2 separate regions of the Homo sapiens genome follow, and region 2 is linked to region 1. Evidence: read pairs that join two places in POLR2A ChIA-PET (ENCODE). Cell type or tissue: OCI-LY7. All regions are shown on one strand. Each heading gives the region's core, and the rest is flanking DNA. Links, peaks and the distances in the headings are about the cores only.

Region 1 (5,000 bases), core at 1-5,000:
GCTCAGGCAGCCTTGAAACTATTGACATGTTTGGGCTGCAATTCTTTGTTGTGGGAGAGGGCTGCACTGTGCATTGTATCATGCTTAGCTTCATCTCTGGCCTTTATGCACTACATGCCAGTAGCACTGCCCCCTACCCAGTTGCAACAACCAAAAATGTCTCCAGACATTGCCAAATACCCCCTGAAGGACAAAATCACTTTGAGAACCACTGCTCTAGCAATAATCACGTATGGCCTTAAACCCTTTCTTACAGAATTGGGCCACATTTTCCATTCAAAAGAGATTAGCTCTTTCATGTTTATGTACTGACACAAGTATGGTTCCAATGCCATACAACTGGGTCCAAGACAAATCATTCCAGGTTCTCATGTTTAGGTCAATGATATCTTACCACCTTTTCCAGAATTACTTCTAGGGTATGAATCTTGAGTTTGTAAGTATCCTTTTAAAAAGACTTACACTTCATGAAGGCAATTTGAAAGGAATATGGTACTGACCCTATAGTAAGAAGGCCATTCCCTATATGCACATGCCAATCTCTCATCAAGAGCTGAGTCAATTCCTTCACTCTTTGAATTTGAGCTGGCCTGTGATAACAGAAGGCTGGGCGCGGTGGCTCACACCTGTAATCCCAGCACTTTGGGAGGCCAAGGTGAGCAAATTGCTTGAGCTCAGGAGTTTTGAGACCAGCCTGGGCAACATGGCAAAACCCTGTCTCTCCAAAAAAAAAAAAAAAAAAAAAAAAAATTAGCCAGGCATGGTGGTGCATGTCTGTAGTCTCAGCTACTTGGGGGGCCAAGATAGGAGGATTGTTTGAACCCGGGAAGTTGAGGCCGCAGTGAGCCAAGATGGTGCCAATGCACTACAGCCTCAGGGACAAAGTGAGACCCTGGCTCAAAAAGAAAGAGAGAAAGAAAGCAAGAAAGAGAGAGAGCGAGAGAGAGAGAATAGGGGAGGGGAGGGGAGGGAATGCAACAGAAGTGAGGCTAGCCTTTAATTTTTTTTTTTTTCTGAGACAGAGTCTCGCTCAGTCATCCAGGCTAGAGTGCAGTGGTGCAATCACGACTCACTGCAACCTCCGCCTCCCAGGCTCAGGTGATCCTCCCACCTCAGCCTCCTGAGTAGCTAGGACTACAAGTGAACGCCACCATGCCTGGCTAATTTTTGTATTTGTATTTTTTTGTAGAGACGGGGTTTTGCCATGTTGCCATGTAGAGACTCACAAATGGTCTCAAACTCCTGGGCTCAAGTGATCCACCCACCTTGGCCTTCCAAAGTATGGGGATTACAGGCATGAGCCCCCACAACTGGCTGAGGCTAGTTTTTAAGAGAACTGAGGGAGGCTGAGGTGGGCGGATCACGAGGTCAGGAGATCGAGACCATCCTGGCTAACCCGGTGAAACCCCATCTCTATTAAAAATACAAAAAAATTAGCCGGGCACGGTGGTGGGTGCCTGTAGTCCCAGCTACTCTGGAGGTTGAGCCAGGAGAATGGCGTGAACCTGGGAGGCGGAGCTTGCAGTGAGCCGAGCTCTCGCCACTGCACTCCAGCCTGGGCGACAGAGTAAGACTCCGTCTCAAAAAAAAAAAAAAAAAAGAAAACTAAAATGTTAGGCCAGGCGCAGTGGCTTACGCCTGTAATCCCAGCACTTTGGGAGGCCGAGGCGGGCGGATCACAAGGTCAGGAGATTGAGACCATCCTGGCTAACACGGTGAAACCCTGTCTCTACTAAAAATACAAAAAATTAGCCAGACATGGTGGCAGGCGCCTGTAGTCCCATCTACTCAGGAGGCTGAGGCAGGACAATGGTGTGAACCCGGGAGGCGGAGCTGGCAGTGAGCCGAGATCACGCCACTGCACTCTAGCCTGGGTGACAGAAAGACTTCGTCTCAAAAAAAAAAAAAGAGAACTGAGAGTTTCTACTTTTCTTCTCTTGGAAGGCTCACTCTTGCGATTTCCCCTCTCAGAACTCAGCCACCATGTTGTCAGAAGCCTGAGCCACATGGGCATGGAGAGACCACAGGTGGCCACTTCAGCTGACAGCCCAGCTGGGCTCCCAGCTGATGACTAGCATCAACTATCAGCCATGTGAATGAGCAGCCTTGAACATTCCAGACCATTCAAGCCCCCAAGTGACTGCAGCCCCAGCCAATATCACATGGACCATAAGAACCACTCAGCTGAAGCACATCAACCCACAAAATTGTGAGAGAGAACATAATGGTTGTTGTTCCACACCACTAAATTTTGGGGTAGTTAGGCAGCAAGAGATAACCAAAACAAGGCCTCTGATTCAACTGCTGTTGATGACAGAGAACAGAGGGTCATATCTACATGTATAATAGGCATAGAGCCTAAGCAGTAGCCCAGGAAATAGTGAACAAAGAGGCCTGGGACACTGGCAAGCCTAGGACTGCAGGTATCAGTGAAATCAAGTGACTGGATGTTCATGAGTAGCAAAGGCATTATAAATGTGACTTATTAAACAAGTTAGACATGTCTCCAGTCAAATATGATTTGACTAAACATACAATTTTACATGCCCATCACTGTCACAGATACTATAATACTGTGTCTAGTAAGTAAGTAGGGACAGTGTGCTGGGACTGGGACTATATGGGACTTCACACATATTCTTCTTCTTCTTTTTTGAGATGGAGTCTAGCTCTGTCACTCAGACTGGAGTGCAGTGGTATGTTCATAGCTCACTTGCAGCCTTGACCTCCAGGACTCAAGCAATCCTCCCACCTCTGCCTCTTGAGTAGCTGGGACTACAGGCACTCGTCACCATGCCCAGCTTATTTTGTTTATATTTTGTAGAGATGGGGTCTCACTATGTTGCCCAGGCTGATCTTGAACTCCAGAGCTCAAGCCATCCTCCTAACTCAGGCTCCCAAAGTGTTGGGATTACAGGCATGAGCCACTGTGCCCAGCCCACACACATTATTCTTAATCCTCACAAGAGTATAAAATGTAAGCATACTAATCACTCCCTTGCTCCCCTCTCCCTCTTTCCTTTCCTAATTCCTTTCCTTCCCCCTTTTGTTTTTCCTTATTTCATCAAGAAGAGTAGTTTTAAATTTTTAAAATCACAGCATCCATTGTTAGATGAATAAAGCTTCCTATCATTACTTTGGAGCAAAAGATAGAATCCAGAGCTCTGGGTCTGTTTTTCTTCCAATTCTTCCTAATATGCTGAGAGATATGCAATAATACTTCTCATTTTCCTGGCTAGTTAGAAACAACTTCAGCTTCTCATGCCTGTTGAAGGTTGAGTTAATATTTGAAAAGTGATATGCCGATTTACAGTCTAAAACTGTAGACTGTAAAACTGCAGCCAATTATCCTTTAACTCACCTCTCCACCTTTTTTTTTTTTTTTTTCTGAGACAGGGTCTTGTCCTGTTGTCCAGGCTGGAGTGCAGTGGTGCAATTATGGCTCACTGCAACCTCCGCCTCTTGGGCTCAAGCAATCCTTCCACCTCAGCCTCTAGAGTAGCTGGCACTATATGCGCATGCCACTCTGCCTGGCTAATTTTTTGTATTTTTTTGTAGAGATGGGGTTTCTCCATGTTGCCCAGGCTGGTCTCAAACTCCTAGACTCAAGTGATCCACCCGCCTTAGCCTCCCAAAGAGCTGGAATTACAGGCATGAGCCACTGCGCCCGGCCTCATCTCCCCCCTTTCTAACTCACGCTGAAAATGTTTCAAATTCAAATTTAGGGAATTCGCTATGGGTTTTAAAAAAGAGATAAAGCAATGGAAAACCATAGGGTGCCTTTCACATAGACCACAAAAGAAAAAACTCTAGAGGGGCAACTCAAATCATAGTTTAGCAATTATCTGTTTCTTATTATGATTTTTCTATGCCTTTTTATAGTAATATATTAATAACATTAATAACTATGACCAATAGTTCAATTAAAAAAATACTTTAGATAATTTTGAGAGTGCTCACAGTAAGAAAACTCTGAGGTCTTGTAATAAACAGCTATAAAAATGTTTCCTCTAAGATCTGATTAAAATTTGGATTATTGCTCTTTTGCTTTGGTAAATGTATAACAACATTCTAATTTCTATTCCTTAAGTAATGATTTCTAGCACCACCCAGAATGTAATAGCTTCAACAGCTAATCTTTACATAGAGAATTCTGATGTGGAGAAATAAGTAGATATCTACTGTTCCGGAATAGATGATATTTTCTTTCTTTCTTTTTTTTTTTTGAGACAGAGTCTCGCTCTGTTGCCCAGGCTGGAGTGCAGTGGTGCGATCTCGGCTCACTGCAAGCTCTGCCTCCCGGGTTCTGGGTTCATGCCATTCTCCTGCCTCAGCCTCCCGAGTAGCTGGGACTACAGGTGCCCGCCACCAAACCCGGCTAATTTTTTTTTTGTATTTTTAGTAGAGACGGGGTTTCACCGTGTTAGCCAGGATGGTCTCGATCTCCTGACCTCGTGATCCACCTGCCTCGGCCTCCCAAAGTGCTGGGATTACAGGCATGAGCCACCACACCCGGCCAATAGATGATATTTTTTGTAATGAGTTTGTTCATTTCTATTTGTTCTGTGTAGTTATGAAACTTACACAGCCTGATTTTTTTTTTTTTTTTTTTTTTTGCGAGACCAGAGTCTTGCTCTGTCACCCAGGCTGGAGTGCAGTGGCATGATCTCAGCTCACTGCAACCTCTGCCTCCCGGGTTCAAGCAATTCTCCTGCCTCAGCCTCCCAAGTAGCTGGGATTACAGGCACGTGCCACCACATCCAGCTAATTTTTTGTATTTTTAGTACAGAGGGGGGTTTTGCCATATTGGCCAGGCTAGTCTTGAACTCCTGACTTCAAGTGATCTGCCCACCTTGGCTTCCCAAAATGCTGGGATTACAGGGATTAGCCACCATGCCCAGCCTATACAGCCTGATTTTATCACTTTGGTTTTGCGTGTGTGTGTGTGTTTTTTGTTTTGTTTTGTTTTTGTTTTTTTTGAGACAGAGTCTCACTCTATC
Region 2 (8,016 bases), core at 1,686-6,685, 230 kb after region 1:
TGCCACCATGCCTGGCTAATTTTTAAATTTTTTTCTCTTTTGTAGATTCAGGGTCTCACTATGTTGCTCAGGCTTGTTTCAAACTCCTGGGCTCAAATCTTTCTAAAGGCATTTTTTCCAAAGTGAGTATCTGAATAAGCACATTATTCAGGTAGTGAAAACCAATGCTTAGTGGGAACTTTCTTTTGTCTCAATTACTCAAAATTTATTATCTCAAAAAAGAATGCTGGCTGGGCACAGTGGCTGATGCCTGTAATCCCAGCACTTTGGGAGGCCGAGATGGGCAGATCACCTGAGGTTGGGAGTTCAAGACCAGCCTGGCCAACATGGTGAAACCCAGCCTGTACTAAAAATACAAAAAATTAACCTGGCATGGTGGCCCGCGCCTGTTATCCCAGCTACTTGGGAGACTGAGGCAATTCAAGAATTGCTTGAATCTGGGAGGTGGAGGTTGCTGTGAGCTGAGATCATGCCACCGTTTTCCAGCCTGGATGACAGAGTGAGACTCAGTCTCAAAAAAAAAAAAAGAAGGAAAGATTTGATGGTGATTTTATGTAACACTTGAAAGAAGTGTATCAGCTGAGTGTGGTGGCTCATACCTATAGTCCCACCTACTTGGGAGTCTGAGGCTGGAGCTTTGCTGGAGCCCAGGAGTTTGAGGCTACAATGAGCTATGATCCGTCCAGTGCACTCCAGCCTGGGTGACAGAATTGGACTCTATCTCTTTTAAAAAATAAATAAATAAAAAAGTATCAGTTTCCACCCTTGCATACCAACTTGTCTTCCTTAACTCCTTATTTTTTTTTTTAATCCAGTTAGAGTCTGTTTTTTAGCTGTTAGTATTTTCAGCAACTGCAACTTGGACATTTTTAATCAATAACCTGAGATTTTTCTCCCCTATTCCTCTGTACTTGTCTGGACCGCCTCACATTCCAAAGTGAAACTAGGGGGAAAATGGAGGAACATCTCATTTTTTAATTTCCACTTTTTCCACAGTGTACTCCATATGCCCTCAACTTTGCCTTGTAAAAAATAGTTCGGGAAGTAAACTTGGTTAGTCAGTGTTTAGCTTTATTACTTATATGAACTAACATCTATTCTAAGGTGTACTTTTAAAATATTTTAGCCTCTTGGAAATTGGAATGGGTTTACAACTTAGCTTTGAGTCATAATTTAATTGACAGCTTATTTCCCCCTCTTAGTGGTATATAAAATAATGCATTTTAAAATTCATGACATCTTGAATTGATCATAATTTTAATGTTTAAAATGTTAGTAGATTGTTTTATCTTTCTGTTGAAAATATGATATTTATTAATATTATTAGGCTATAGTTTATAATTAATTTGGAACCAGTTTTACTGTCATAGCTAGTCTAAACATCATTTCATTAGCTATAAACGTGATGGCTTCGTCACCCAGGCTGGAGTGCAGTGGCAGGATCATAGCTCACTATAGCCTCAACCTCCTGGGCTCAAATGATCCTCCTGCTTTGGCCTCTCAAGTAGCTGGGACCACAGGCATGTGTCATCATACCTGGCTAATTGTTGTATTTTTTGTAGAGACGGGATCTCACTATGTTGCTCAGACTGGTTTCGAACTTGTGGGCTCAAGCGATCCCCTCACTTGGCCTCCCTAAGTGCTAAGATTACAGGCATGAACCATCATGCCGGTGTGATGACCCTGTTAAATTTTTTTTTTTTTTGAGATGGAGTTTTGTTCTGTCACTCAGGCTGGAGTGCAGTGGCATGATCTTGGTTCACTGCAACCTCCACCTCCTAGGTTCAAGCGATTCTCCAGTTTCAGCCTCCCGAGTAGCTGAGATTACAGGCGTTTGCCACCATGCCCAGCTAATTTTTGTAATTTTAGTAGAGATGGGGTTTCGCCATGTTGGCCAGGCTGGTCTTGAACTTCTTACCTCAGGTGATCTGACTGCCTCAGCCTCCCAAAGTGCTGGCATTATAGGCGTGAGCCACTGCACCCTGCCAATAATTTTTAGATATGTGCTTTTTGAGAGAGGATTTCATTAAGCCTTTTTCTTCCATATTCTAATGAAATCCTTTATAACTCACAGGGATCACATTTTCAGATGTGTTATTTTAATTATTATTGGCTTATTTTAATGTTAAATACATATCTATGAAGATGTTTCGGTCTGTTATTGGCTTATTACTTAAACCTCATGATGAATTTTGGGATTAAGTTTTGTCTTCTACTAAAATTATTTTCTATAAGGATTATGGTTGTCTAAAACCAAAAAAATTAGAAAGCTACAACTTAAAATGTTTAATAGTTAGAACTACTTGGGAATGGTAGGGTTTGTCCTCTTTGGTAGAAAGGGTTTTGGTATTGTCTTGTTTAAAATAAGAGGTGCTAAGTTTCCCGCTTCGGAAGTCTGCAAGGAAGTAGGCTTCCTCGCCAGACTCTTGAACTCCTTTGACTCTAGTCTGTGATCCATGTGTATTCCCAAGTTGAGTTCTACCCCTTGACAATTTAGAGCCAGTGTAAGGGGTAGAAATGCACCCATCTTTTCAGTAAAGTAGTGTTACAGAATTTTCAAACCTTGCTTCCTTCTATCGCAGCTGGCCTTTCAGAAAAGGTACATATTTGTATGTCAGTTTATGACATACAGACTTTAACTGAATTAATTCATAGGGGTGAGTGGATCTGCCTTTTTCTTTCTTTCTTTCTTTTTTTCTTTAAATTAATTTCAGTCCTGCTCCTTCTGTGTGGATCTGCTTTTTAGAAATTTGGCTTTAACTATAATTCATGTCTTCCTCATTTGTTTGGCTTTCATTAGGAAACCGGACATGAGCATCATCTTTTTCCTGTTTCTGTTGTCTCTGTCTGTTCATCAGCAGTTATGGCTTCCTCTTTCATTCCGTACTGACATTTTGCTGAGAAAGGCTGTACAGTGGACTGCTCAGGTGCCCTAAGGAGCCGAGCTAAGGCACTTTGCAGCTTATTCCTTCCCTCACTGAATCTTTCATGTTAGCTGTGCAGCTAAGGTTTGCAGGGGCAGTGGGCAGCAATGTGTGGGATCCCTGAGCTTGGGGCTTTTGTTGGGTTCCTTTTCTGCCAATAGCAGTTGCAGAAGTAACAGCCCCGAAGGCTGTCTCACTGCCACTGCGGTGCCTCTGAGTGTTTTGAAGTGAATCTGTGTCCGTTTTTTTTTTTTTTTTTTTTTGCCAGGAAAAAGTAGCTGTGCTTTTGCAAAAGAGAAAACCCATTGTTTTAAGAGAATACATTACTTTTTAGAAAAAGTTTGTACAGGTCTGTAATTTTATAGTGAACAAAAATTTCTTACGTTCTTGCAGTTTGAGAGGTACTGTGTACCAGGCAATGTTTTTCAAATACTTGCTTCCTTCTGTCAGGGTGCAGCCTTTGTAGAATTTGACGTACACCTTTCAAAGGACTTTGTGCCCGTGGTATATCATGATCTTACCTGTTGTTTGACTATGAAAAAGGTACGTTGAAATTTCTTCATTTCAAACTCTTAATGTTAAGTAAAAGGTTTAAAAACTAGGAAGTTTTTTTATATTTTTAATTACTTATTAAATAGAATTGGTTAATTCATTTTCTTGGTGAATTACTGCCAGTCCTTCCCTCTCATGCTCTTGCAACATTGAGACAGTGATGAGTTGGGAATACTGCCTTCCTAGAGTAGGGTCTCTATTGCTGAAAATACTTTATTATGTTACAAAAAAGGGACATTCCAGGTGGTTTCTGTAGCGGTCTGTCTATGCTACTATATTGAGGCAAGAGAGGAAGATATCATAGTGTTTGTTTTCTAGGATTCCAGCTGTTTCTGCTTCAAGCTTCTTCAATTAATAAGGCTAGTGAGCCACAGTGAAAAATTCAAAAAGAGGTTTGGAGTTAGATGGTGGAGGGCCTCAGTGAAGAGGTTTAGACTCAAGAACTAGGGGGGTAGGAAATACTTTTTAGCTGAAAAGGGAAATGTTCAAGACTAATGTTTTGGTAGCTGATGAAATAGGAATTTCAGAGGACAGAGACTGCAGGCAGGGCGAGCAGCAATGTGGGCTACAGGAAAGGTAAGCCTGAATTGGAGTAGGGGACCAGAAGAATGGAGAAGAGGGCATAATGGCGGGGGGGGATCCAGAATGAGATTTAAAAACTTACATAGCTGTAAAAAAACTGTAATTGTTTTTGTACAAACATAATCATGATAATGATATAGTCCCTAAACGTCAGTATACTATGTAACCAAGTGATTTCTCGGGGACTTAGACTCTAAAACTGTGTTGGGTATTAATTTCCAACTGAGTTGATTTAAAGTTAGTCTAGTTGGCTAGCATCACTGTACCAGATACTGTCTGTTGTATTAAAGAGTGTGACAAAGACCCTGGCACCACCTGCTGGTGAATTTTAATCAGAGTTCCTAGGGGTTGGATTATTATGATGTATATATTATGTATAGGAAAGGACCCTTTTGTTTCTGCGAAATGGTATTAGGAGAAAGAAGGAAGAAAGGAAGGAAGGGGAGGGGAGGGGAGGAAGGGAGGAAAGGAAGGAGGTGCATCTATTCAGATTACATGAGTAGAGTGACCAAACACATGGAACAGGTTGTTTTAGTCATGGAAGAACATTAATGAAAAGATAAATGAGAAAGAGTGAAGTGATAAATGATCTTATTAGCCAAGATTGAGATTAATTGATCTAGCTGCAATTTATTTATTTATTTATTTGAGACCGAGTCTCGCTCTGTTGCCTAGGCTGGAGTGCAGTGATGTGATCTTGGCTCAACCTCCACCTCCTGGGTTCAAGCGATTCTCCTGCCTCAGCCTCCTAAGTAGCTAGGACTGCAGACTCCTAAGTAGCTGGACCAAGCCCAACTAATTTTTGTATTTTTTAGTAGAGACGGGGCTTCACCATGTTGGCCAGGCTGGTCTCAAACTCTTGACCTCAGGTGATCCGCCCATCTCAGCCTCCCAAAGTGCTGGGATTACAGATGTGAGCCACTGCACCCGGCCAAGCTACAGTTTACTTCTGAAAATCAATGAGAGTTCAAATATTACTAATGCCCCATTTTCACCAGGCTATATCTTGATCTGAAGTTGAACCTGAATGAGTTAATTGAGAAATGAAAGCAATGAACTTTTATACTGAATTTTGATTTTTAAGCTGGTGTTTTTCTTATAAAAACAATTCATCTTCATTAGAAAAAAAAAAAGTATTTCAGAAGATTATGAAATGAGAAATAAATCTTTCCTGTTTTTCCTTGTTCTTACTGTCTTACTTTTAATAGTTTCTTGTGTATTCCAGAAAAACTTTATGCATGTACAGGTTCATACCAATGCATATGAATGAATATATATGTGATGGATTTTAGTATATATATATACTAAGTATATATATATATATACTAAGTATATTTGTTGGACAGATGATTTATTGGTGATACCTTAATTCATTTCCTGTAGAAGTGCCTTCAACAGAGTGACATTGATCATTTGATAGACATTAAAACCTAATACAACAGATTTGCTTGTGGGGGAAACATGGTAGCTCAGAGTGCTTAAGTATTATGGTTTATAGCTAATCAGACAATTTTTTCATGACATTTGGTGTGTCTGCTGTTTTTAATCAGATGTTTAAAAGTCTTCGAAAAGATTAGAAACTTACAGAAATAAATTTTATATAGTACTTTCATATTGATTTCTAGTCACGTAGTATGGATAAGTATCAAAGAAAATGTATAGACAGCATAACAGGAAGTAGGGGAGATGACTGACTTCTGGTTCTATCCTCAGCTGTCTTCAGCGCTACAGCTTTCTGCCAGCTGCATTTTCCTTCCAGGTATTCTACACTGCAATAAAAATGAAAGCCAGAATATAAGGGCTGGGAGGTGGTGTTAGGTTAGAAGGGCTGTCCTGCATGGGCTCAGTATGGCTACTAACAGTTATTCTCATTGTTGAGTAAATAGAGTTGCTAGGCCTGTCTAGTGTAAGCATTCAGTAATAATTTAGGGCTTACTTTTCTCTTAATTTTCTTTATTCTTTCTTTTTCTTTCTTTCTTTTTTTTTTTTTTTTAGAAATTTGATGCTGATCCAGTTGAATTATTTGAAATTCCAGTAAAAGAATTAACATTTGACCAACTCCAGTTGTTAAAGGTAGTAATAATAACATGAAATGTAAATTATCCCTTAGCTTTAGGACTATTGTACTTGCTTGTATATGGTTATGTTCTCTTTGCACATGGGGATGACTGTTAAATTTAATGTGTAGACTATGTGCTTTGGTATTCTGTTCTGTTTGGGAGAAGGGTTCTGTATCGATCCAGCTGTCTTCTCCAACCATTTCCATGGACCCCACTGGTTTTTGTATTTATGAAGGAACGAACTAGACCATAAGTTTTTGTAGGCCATAGTGGCTAGCCCTTCTCATTCATAATCTTTAGGTTGCTTCTGTTCTGCAGTAGCCCTTCTTCATATAATGGTCATTATTTTACAATAGGCCTTTTATGCAATAGTTGGTAAATATATGTTAATTTCCAATACCTTTGAATATTTTGTATCATGTAATTTTACATGGTACCTCTTCCTGTCCCTATTAGGAACCTAAATAAATGCATGATTCCCTATTAACAGTTATCTAGTGAAGAATTTTTATATTCTTCCCTAATTGAGTATTTGATCATTATCTTAAATGTGTATGCACATATAAAATATATATAGTGGCTAGTGCTTATTCTTATTAAACTGATAGTTCTACGTTTTATAGGCTTTTTTATCTTGCTAGTTTTTCAGGATATTTTCTGTTAACCATCTCTTCATAAGCTAAGGCTTCCTTTCTGATTTCATTTTGTTTGTGTGCTTTCTAGCTCACTCATGTGACTGCACTGAAATCTAAGGATCGGAAAGGTATGTACCAATATGGAAACACTGTTTTCCTTTTGTAGTTAGCATTAATAGGATTTTTAAAATCGATTTTAGCACATACTTGATACTTGGTCATTTTTATGAGTATAATACTGGGCCTTCTAAATGTAATTTTATAGTTCGGAAATGAATTTGCATTTGTTTTCTACTAAATATATATCATGTGTATAGTAACCATTGCATTGCTTTTCTTAGCTTGATGATCAAAGTGTTAATACTTATCAATCTTTCCAAACATTCTTAACCATTACAAAGTAGAAAGTAAATCAACTATAGAATCCGGCTACAGGGTCAATTTGAACCAGCTCTTCATTTACCTGTTATGACCGTGGGCAAGCTTTGTCCTGCCTACCACATCCCTTTATAATTTCACTTCACTTTTCTACTCCCATAGAAATTAATGGCTGTGCCATTCATATGAGGCTTATTGTATTCATTTTAAATCCTTTATTTTCATATATGTCCTGTCTTTTCAACTAGAGTGTTAGCCCCTCAGGGGTAGGAAAATGTTTTTATATTCCCAGAGACTGATGGTGCTGTACATATAGTAGGTGTACTATAGATATAGGTGTTTATCTGTAATTGTGATAACCATACAGTTTTAATATCTTTATAAAGATTGTGAAGTGCTTAAGACCAAAGATTATCCCCACCCAGAGCATAAACGTAACTATATAGGCTTATAGATATTTTATGAGTCTTAGTAATAAAATGAATTTTACCTTTAGTTTATTCTGCTGGAAAATTATACATGATTTTGTCTTTGAATTTGTAATACAGGTTTTGTATGTGTGTTTTTAAGAAAAACTTGATATTTTAATTTTTTCCACTTTTGGAAAATAATTCTTTTTTTTAGTCTATATTGATTAATTGATAATAACAAAAGCACAATAGTTGCTGTATATTCTCTTAATTTGTAATTTCTGAGCTGATTTTAGTATTTCAAATAGTAGTCTTAGCAAAATCACACAACTCTTAATTCTCTGGAGAAATAGCAAAATCACAGCTTGTGACTACTTTTTAAAGAGTAGTACTTTAGTACAAATTTTATAAGAAAATAATCACTCTTGGGTCTACAGACTGGTGTCTATTAATCGTTGCAAACTGGTTTTCATGA

The links. ChIA-PET counts read pairs that join two places held together with the same protein. Peaks named below come from ENCODE experiments on the same cell type or tissue, not always from the same donor. Only the 100,000 strongest peaks of a DNase experiment are listed, where the experiment ranks them.
Region 2: POLR2A ChIA-PET joins it to region 1 with 5 read pairs; 12 of 35 experiments call an interaction of 5 or more read pairs at or near these places.

Annotation. Positions count from the first base shown.
Region 1 is chr20:5,795,218-5,800,217 of GRCh38, reverse strand. All of the region lies in intron 2 of SHLD1 (shieldin complex subunit 1), which reads right to left. Among named protein-coding and RNA genes, the nearest start is that of SHLD1, 47 kb to the right of the region's middle. RefSeq lists an enhancer at 1,896-2,095. In OCI-LY7, for the core only: no CTCF peak of the experiment used is centred there; a DNase peak (open chromatin) is centred at 2,007; H3K4me3 peaks cover 1,096 bases; H3K27ac peaks cover 4,903 bases.
Region 2 is chr20:5,565,598-5,573,613 of GRCh38, reverse strand. GPCPD1 (glycerophosphocholine phosphodiesterase 1) reads left to right here. Exons shown (of 20, transcript NM_019593.5): 12 at 3,375-3,467; 13 at 6,054-6,131; 14 at 6,842-6,881. Among named protein-coding and RNA genes, the nearest start is that of GPCPD1, 41 kb to the left of the region's middle. In OCI-LY7, for the core only: CTCF peaks have their summits at 4,169 and 4,375 (motif pointing left); DNase peaks (open chromatin) are centred at 2,873 and 4,353; H3K27ac peaks cover 2,322 bases.